Linked DNA regions of Homo sapiens: region 2 is linked to region 1. Evidence: read pairs that join two places in POLR2A ChIA-PET (ENCODE). Cell type or tissue: Panc1. All regions are shown on one strand.

The links. ChIA-PET counts read pairs that join two places held together with the same protein. Peaks named below come from ENCODE experiments on the same cell type or tissue, not always from the same donor. Only the 100,000 strongest peaks of a DNase experiment are listed, where the experiment ranks them.
Region 2: POLR2A ChIA-PET joins it to region 1 with 7 read pairs; 2 of 35 experiments call an interaction of 5 or more read pairs at or near these places.

What each region holds. Positions count from the first base shown.
Region 1 is chr4:173,233,146-173,237,145 of GRCh38, forward strand. The region is part of intron 1 of GALNT7 (polypeptide N-acetylgalactosaminyltransferase 7); the gene reads left to right. Among named protein-coding and RNA genes, the nearest start is that of MIR548T, 33 kb to the right of the region's middle. In Panc1, no CTCF peak of the experiment used is centred here; no DNase peak of the experiment used is centred here; H3K27ac peaks cover 3,810 bases.
Region 2 is chr4:173,054,847-173,058,846 of GRCh38, forward strand. No RefSeq gene overlaps it. Among named protein-coding and RNA genes, the nearest start is that of GALNT7, 110 kb to the right of the region's middle. In Panc1, no CTCF peak of the experiment used is centred here; no DNase peak of the experiment used is centred here; H3K27ac peaks cover 2,033 bases.

The DNA.
Region 1 (4,000 bases):
ACTTAGGTTGATTCTGTATCTTGGCTATTGTGAATAGTGCTTCAGTCAACATGACAGTGCAGGTATCCTTTGATATATTAATTTCCTTTCCTTTGGATAAATACCCAGTAGTGGGATGGGTGGGTTGTATGGTAGTTCTATTTTTAGGTTTCTGAGAAACCTCCATACTGTTTTCCATAATGGCTGTTGTAACTTACATTCTCACCAACAGTGTATAAGAGTTCCCTTACTCTGCATGTTTGCCAGCATTGTTATTTTTTGTCTTTTTGATAAGAACCTTTCTGACTCAGATGAGATGATACTTCATTGCGGTTTTGATTTGGATTTCCCTGATGATTAGTGATGTTGAGTATTTTTTCATATATCTGCAGTATTTAACAGAGCTAAGTCTAAATGCAATATATAGAATAGATTAAATGGGAGACACTGTTGGATTAATTCAGACTGCAGTGGTTGAGGATTTGGATCCCAAAGAAGAGAACAATGCCAGTATCTGCACCAATTCCATCTTTCCTATTACATCAGAGGGGTTGTCCGCCTCCCAGCCAGGCCAGTCCCCATGACTGCTTTGGCTCCCATCCCTTCTTCATTCTCAAGAACTTTGTGCACTTGATTACCCCTTCTCTCACATGCTTTTTAATGTCTCACCCTTGCCTTTGCTTTTAAAAATCTTCAAGCTTTTCCTATTAAAAACAAACTAAATTTTCTCATTCCACTTCATATTTCTTCCAGCTGCCTCTTCATCTCTATTCATCCCTTAACAGGCAAATCAAATTTTTCAAAAAATGTTGTCTATTCTTGTTTGTATCGTTTCCACATCTCCCAACTCCACACTTCCACTCACTCCAGTTGGGCTCTTGACACCATTACCCTGCCAAAACAGCTGTCACTGAAGTTATCAGTCAGCTTCAACTTCACGTTACCAAATGCAATCCTCATCTTGCTTGGCTTCTCGACATAGTTCACCGTGCCCTGTGTCTTGAACACACTGTTTTGGTTTTTGGTTTTCTTTCCACATATTGGGCTAGTCATCTGTCTCTTCTATAGTCTCACCCTCTTCCATCCATCATGTAAGGGGTGAATTCCTCAAGGCGGGATCCAAGATCCTCTCCTTTTCTCACTTTATAATCTCTCCATCACTCGTCTTATTGGCTCTTGAGTCAATTATTATCTGCATAAAGATTTGTGCCAAATTATATTCTCCAGTCCAGACCTCTTCACTGAGCTATAAATTCTGTTTCTGTCTCCTCTTGAATGTTTCAGAAGCACTTGAAATTCAGCATATCTAAAAGGGAACTCATCATCTTCAATTCTGGTCTATTTCAGTGTTTCCTCTCTCAGTGAATAGTATCCAGTTGTATAAGTTACAAATCTTAAAGTCATTCTTCATACCTCCCTCTCCTTCATCACACATATCCAATCCATCATGATTGGATAGCAAAAGAAAACAGTTGCTCATTTTACTTCGTAATTACTATAATTTGAATGTCTGTCCCCTCAAACCTCATGTTGTAATTTGAGTCCCAATTTTGGAGGTGAGGCCTAATGGGAAGTGATTGGGTCATGGAGGCAGATCCCTCATGTATTGTTTCAGTGCCATCTTCACTGTAATAAGTGAGTTCTCATTCTGTTAGTTACCAAAAGCACTGGTTATAAAACAAAACAAAAGAAAACAAAAAAAAACTGGCACCTCCTTCTCTCTGTATCTTGCTCCCTGTCTCGCCATGTGATCTCTGCACACACCTGCTTCCCTTCCCTACTGCCATGCATGGAAGCAGCCTGAGGCCCTATCAGAAGGAGATGCTGGTACCATGCTTCTTATACAGCCTGCAGAACTGTGAGCCAAATAAACCTCTTTTCTTTATAAATTACGCAGCTTCTGGTATTTCTTTATAGCAATACAAATGGGCGAAGACACTAATTAACCCTTGAATCTGTCCACTTTCCACTTTTTTTCTTCCACCACCAAGATTCTTATCCAGACTACTGCTGTCTATTCTGGAATCTATCCTCAGTCACTCTGGCCTGTTTCCAGGTCTGTTCTCTTACTACTCAGCCAGGGGATTGTTTTCAAAATGCTTCTGTCCCTTCCAAGGTACATTAAAGCTATTAACTCACTTTTTACTGCTCTCAGATGAAGTCCAGATGCATTACCATGGACACCAGGCCTGGCTTGATCTAGCTACTACCTAATCTTCAGCCTCACCTTGCCCCAGGCACGCCTCACTCTGTACTCCAGCCATATCTAGTCCTTCTTGCTTGGCATAGGCCTTCCTTCTACAGGCACTTTGCACAACACGTTCTCTACCTGGGATACTCTTCCCTCCTGTCTTCACCTAAGTAACTTCTGTTCTTTCAGATCTTTGCTCAGTGATGTACTCATTCTCAAGAAAGCCTTTTCTTTTCTTTTCTTTTTTTTTTTTTTCTTGAGACAGAGTCTTGCTCTGTTGTCCAGGCTGGAGTGCAGTGGCACAATCTCTGCTCACTGCATGCTCCACCGCCCAGGTTCACACCATTCTCCTGCCTCAGCCTCCCAAGTAGCTGGGACTACAGGCACCCACCACCACGCCCAGCTAATTTTTGTATTTTTAGAAGAGATGGAGTTTCACTGTGTTAGCCAGGATGGTGTCGATCTCCTGACCTCGTGATCTGTCTGCCTTGGCCTCCCAAAGTGCTGGGATTACAGGCGTGAGCCACCACGCCCGGCCACAAGAAAGCCTTTTCTAACTTCCTAAATTGGATCAATTCTCCTTGAAGTTTCTTACAGCACCATGTTTATATGATTATTTGTTTATCTGTCTGCCCCACTGGACAGAAAGAGCCACAAAAGCAGGGATGTATTTGCTTACCTTTGTATCTCTGTAACCTGGTACATAGTAGGTACTCAGTACATATTTGTTAAACCATCAGTTAGGCATTTGAAAGGAATGTCTAGGGCACAGCAACAAGGGGATCACAAAAATGCTTTGTGTGCTCTAGAAGGTAGAAAGCAGTATGACAGATCCATCCTCTAGCTGGGTAGGAGAGAACCGTGAGGAGTCCAGAGGCCTTTCTAGTTCCATGCTCCTGGGGCCTCCACCGTTGTCTATCAGAGAGCTGGCGAGCGAGCCCCACTGCAGCACTGCCATTACCATACTTCCCTGGCCTATACCTTCAGACTTTGTCATTCTTGTTACTTCAACATCATGACTGCAGTTTTTAGCCCTGTTGACCACTCCTGCCTTGAAATTCTCTCCTACTTTGCCTTCTGTAGTATTTTATTTTTAAGTTTTTTCTTATCTCTCTGACAACATCTTGGCTTCTCTTCCCACTCATTTGCTCTATCCGAGTACTCATTCCAAAATTCAGCTTTGATCTCATGGCTCCCATGTAAGAGGATAAAGTCTGAACCTCTCAGCAGTTCTTAAGAGACCCTCTGAGGAACTTGCCAGTATCTCAAGTTTCATCTCCTGCCCTTCTGTTATAGCAAATGATTTGGCATTCTCTAAGCACTCCGTGTTTTTATGATTTTGTGCCTTTTCCTCATGCCCCACCTTACATCCCCACCGCCTATGTACTGGGGAGCCTCTACTATTTTCAAAACGCAGATCAGGTCACTTAGGCCTGCTCAGGCATTCCCTTCCTCCAGGCTGTGACTCCCTTAGAGGCAAGGCCTTTTTCTATAACATGGCACTTTTATATAGAGTACCTGGCATATAGTAGACCTGTAATAAATATTCGGATAACAGAAAGGACAGTTCTTTTATCTTTTAATGATGCATATAAATAGTAACCTGAATGACAAATAACACTCATGATAAACCAGAGTATCACTGAATAAGCATTCCTTCTTGAGAACAGACCTCTTGATAGTTAAAAAGTAAAATGTCAAAAAGTTTATTACATAAATAACCTTGATCTACTCTGACTGTATTTTTCTGTCTCACATAATTCTGTTACATTGTCACACCCTCCTAAAATGGATTTCTAGTCGTGCCATGGTAATAAAATGTTGTTCTAG
Region 2 (4,000 bases), 180 kb before region 1:
TTCCCAGTATACTCACATTTATCCACTTATGAGCAGGAATCTGTGATCTGAAAGCTTTCCAGAGTGAAATGATTTCTAAAACTAAGCAACAAGAAATGCATGAAACTGAGAAAGGAGACAAGTCTAAGGTGAACATTGGGCTATAACACAATCATAAAAGGCTTCAGAAATAACTGAAGAAGGCTGACTGTTCTTGACCTATAACTTTACCTCATTTTGCTTGTACTGCTGAATCGCATAAATGGAAAATAAGCAAAAGCAGTGGTTGTTGTAATTACTTTCATAATGGTGACGATTTTGACTTGATGTGAATTAATATTCTTAAACTTCTTCAAGGTACATTGCATTTGGCCAATTCTTCTTATTCTAAATCACCACAAAAGAACAAGGCTTACCATACATCTTAACAAAGCTGGTTTTTGTTTTTGTTTCTAATTCCTAAGGTCATCAACTCTAATTTTACAGAAGTTAAGCTTTGTTCTAATTGGCTATATAATCAGGGGTAAGTAACCTAATTTCTATAATTGAGGGTATTTATTCCTACATTGCACTGTACATTGTTCCTTACAAGTAGAAGACTATGTGATTTTGTAGTAATAATAAAGTCAAAAAGGGTGTCCATGTTAAGCTATGAGAATTCAATCTGGAGAACATGGAGCATATTTTCCCTCACTTGGAGGGCTAGGGTAAGAGTAATTATTGGCAATGTTGGACTGAACAAACAGTACACTCCGTAAAAAATGAGATGGCCAACATTATTAATTGCATAAGATATTGGCTCATTCATTCATCAAACGTTTATTGGTTGACACTAACCATGCAAGTTTACAAAAACCTGCAATACAGCTTCATGGCAAAGCTTTCTCCTATGAAGCTTTTTACATAATAAAATTCAGGGAGAAAAATAGTCAAATGTATACTCAGTAAACCTTGCCAGAAGGCTGAAAATCTGTTTCCCAATTGAAAAACCACAGCCAGATATCATGTATAAAGGAAAGTCATTCATAGTAATCTTACTCTCCCTTTACTATTGTTTTTTAATAGATGACTGAAGATTACTGAGAGAATAAGATAAAAAGAAAAAGACAGAAAATATTGAATATGTTTGAAGTCTTTAACCCTTATAAAATAAAAATATCCAATCATCTTCACTACAGGAAGGAAACTAGGAATATACATCTTTGGGAGTAAAAGACACCTCCCCTTCCTTTTCCTAAATAGTCCCTTCTGGCTCAATTAGCTGATAGAGGAGAGCTATTTCACCCTTGAAATCCTAACAAGGTGGCATGGGAAGGGCAGCAGTGCTCCATTCCTTGTTGGGCCCACCCCTGGATCTTGATCAGGGATTAGGGGTGTCACAGTTAATTCATTCATAACATATAAAGCTCCAAAGTTTCTACATTTTTAACTGAGCTAAAGGAATTTAAATTTTTCCTAAAATAATATCATTTTCACTCCCTTGTACTCTGTTATGCTTTCTCAGTAGCACGAGAAGGGATTAGAGTTACAGTTAGTCCTGAGAATTGAGGATAACCCTGGTTCTGATGATAGGACAACATCAGACACGTGAAGGCCACCCATCATTGTCACAAGGGAACAACACAGAACAGATACCTCAGGGAATTCCTGGTGATTTAGTCACCCACCTTTCCCCGCTTTGCCTCTTGGGATCTCTGAGCTCTAATGGTGGAGAAAAGGGAAAGAGATAAGGGTCAGTTCTTCCCTTTGAGGGAAAGTCCTGAGAAAGCAGTGCACAGCCATTGAAGGTCCGAGGCCATTCGCTCTGTACAACACACTGATAAAAAACAAACCTGTGAAAAATAAAGTCTAGTTAACTCAGGCAAATGCTTTTGAAAAAGTCAAATTCAAAGTCTATCAAATGTTAACTAATTAGGAGACAATTTCTCTACATACAGTGAGCAGGCTTCCATTTGCATTCCCTGGCTTCAGATTTCTCTTCAAAGAGACATATTAAACAGTGCACTGATATTTTTCAACCTGGCAGGAAATGTGCCAGCTGCACCAGCCATTGGAAAGGGAAGACTATTATCCCAATTGCCAATTTTAACCAACCCAGTAAGTAAATAGCCTGGGCCTAATCTTTATAGGCAGTTAAACTGTGCAGTGCTTAATAAATACTCCTGGGTGGCTGTGTTAAAGCAAAACAAAGAATACTGCTGGATAACAAGACAGCTGCAAAAATTAACGTTAGCTCCCAGAGGAGATAGGAGTTTCCGGATCACAGAAGCTATCTGTGACAAGAGAGATACCTATTACAAAAGAGTGATTATTAAAGAACACTTTAATTATTATTAAAAGAACAATAAGCCACTGCAGATACATTTAAGGCATTCTACAATCAATTTTAAGATAAGTAACGTTGCCTGAAGTACAAAAGATAACAAAATACAAACCCCATCCAAATGTATCAAAGCCTGGCAATTAACTTCTCATTACCAGAAACAAACTTTGTGTAAAATGGCTATTGAAGAAGGATATTGGTCCAGGAAGGCAATAATGGAGTTTGGTGGGTCAGACCTTGAGTTTTCTACAAAATGTATAGCTTCTTTTTTCAACTAAGTGTAAAAATCCTTGCCAGAAGCAGGAAAAATCTATATGCTAATCATATTTCCAATTGGGCTCAAACTGAAGGAAGTTAAGAGGAGAGCACAAACATGACTCAGAGGGCAAAGAGACTGACATACACAAAGAAATTATTAAAAGATTCTCAAATGCCCAGCTCTGCTGAGTAACGACCGAGAGGAGACATGATTGTCATTGGAAAGTGTCCATAGAGTAAACAACAGTCAGAGTCATTACTGAGCTGAATAGAAGGACTAAATTGGGGTAAAATTAAGGACAGAGAGATTTAAACTGAATGTCCGTGATGAGAAGGGCTGCCAGATAGTGAAACATCTCCCCAGGGTTAACCAGGAGACATCCTCTCAGAAGGCTTTCAAAAGTCAGGCTCTACCATGAACCAAAGGAGCATTTTTCCAATCCAAAGAAATGAAAAAAAAAATCCCTCCTTAAAGAGCAGGATTATATTTTTGGAGGGGGGCAGGAATAATTATCTGAGGTTTCTCCTAGAGAAGGAAAAGTCTGTGTTGAATCAACAAGGGAAGCTCATTTTAGAGGAGGTGGGGACAAAGGCAGGAAGCATGAAAAAGGGAATGTCACCAGCCAGCAGAAAAGAGGTAGGAAGCAACACCCTGTCTAGACTCCATAAAAACAATGACAGACCCATGACTGGCAAACACTTCTGCAGTGGTTTTGTGCTGAAAGTGATGGCACAGGCATCTCCCTGAGCTCATCAGCATGACGTGGTTTTTCCTAGCAGTAGCCTCAACAGTTGGTGATAACCTACCATGTAAATTCCTTGTATCCTTAAGCTAAGAAATAATTCTCTAAAAACCATAGGAGGCTAGTCTTTGTAGTATTTTCTATTTTTAACTAATGGCACTTAACAGAGTAGTGGTTTAGAATACAAGCTTGGCATCAAGCGGATCTGGGTTCGAATTTCACCTCATTTACTGTATGACTATTGGCCCTCTAATATAGCCTTTCAATGACCCAAATTGTCAGCTGAAAATGGGGTGATAATTTATACCTTTAGCAATCAGTGCTCTTGGTTGCAAGAATTACACTGGAAAACATCAGCAGAGGAGGAATTTATTGGAAGGATATTAGAAAGCTCGTAGAATCAACAGTAGCAGCTGAGAAAATGGGTGGGAATTAAGGGAGGTAGAGCGCGCTGAGCCATGAGCAAGGCTATGCCACAGAAACTGCCTGGTGAGGGTGTCACTGTATGAATTGCTGCTCCCACACACTGTCAGACTCTGCTGCCACTGGACACTGGATGCTGTTCCCATCCCCTCTGTGTCATCATTATGAAGTGAATTCTAAAAGATCGCTGCCTCTTGTTTATCTCACTTAAGATTCTCATTCAATACTGGGAGCACCTGATTGGCCAAGCCTCAGCCACAATGCCTGTAGCATA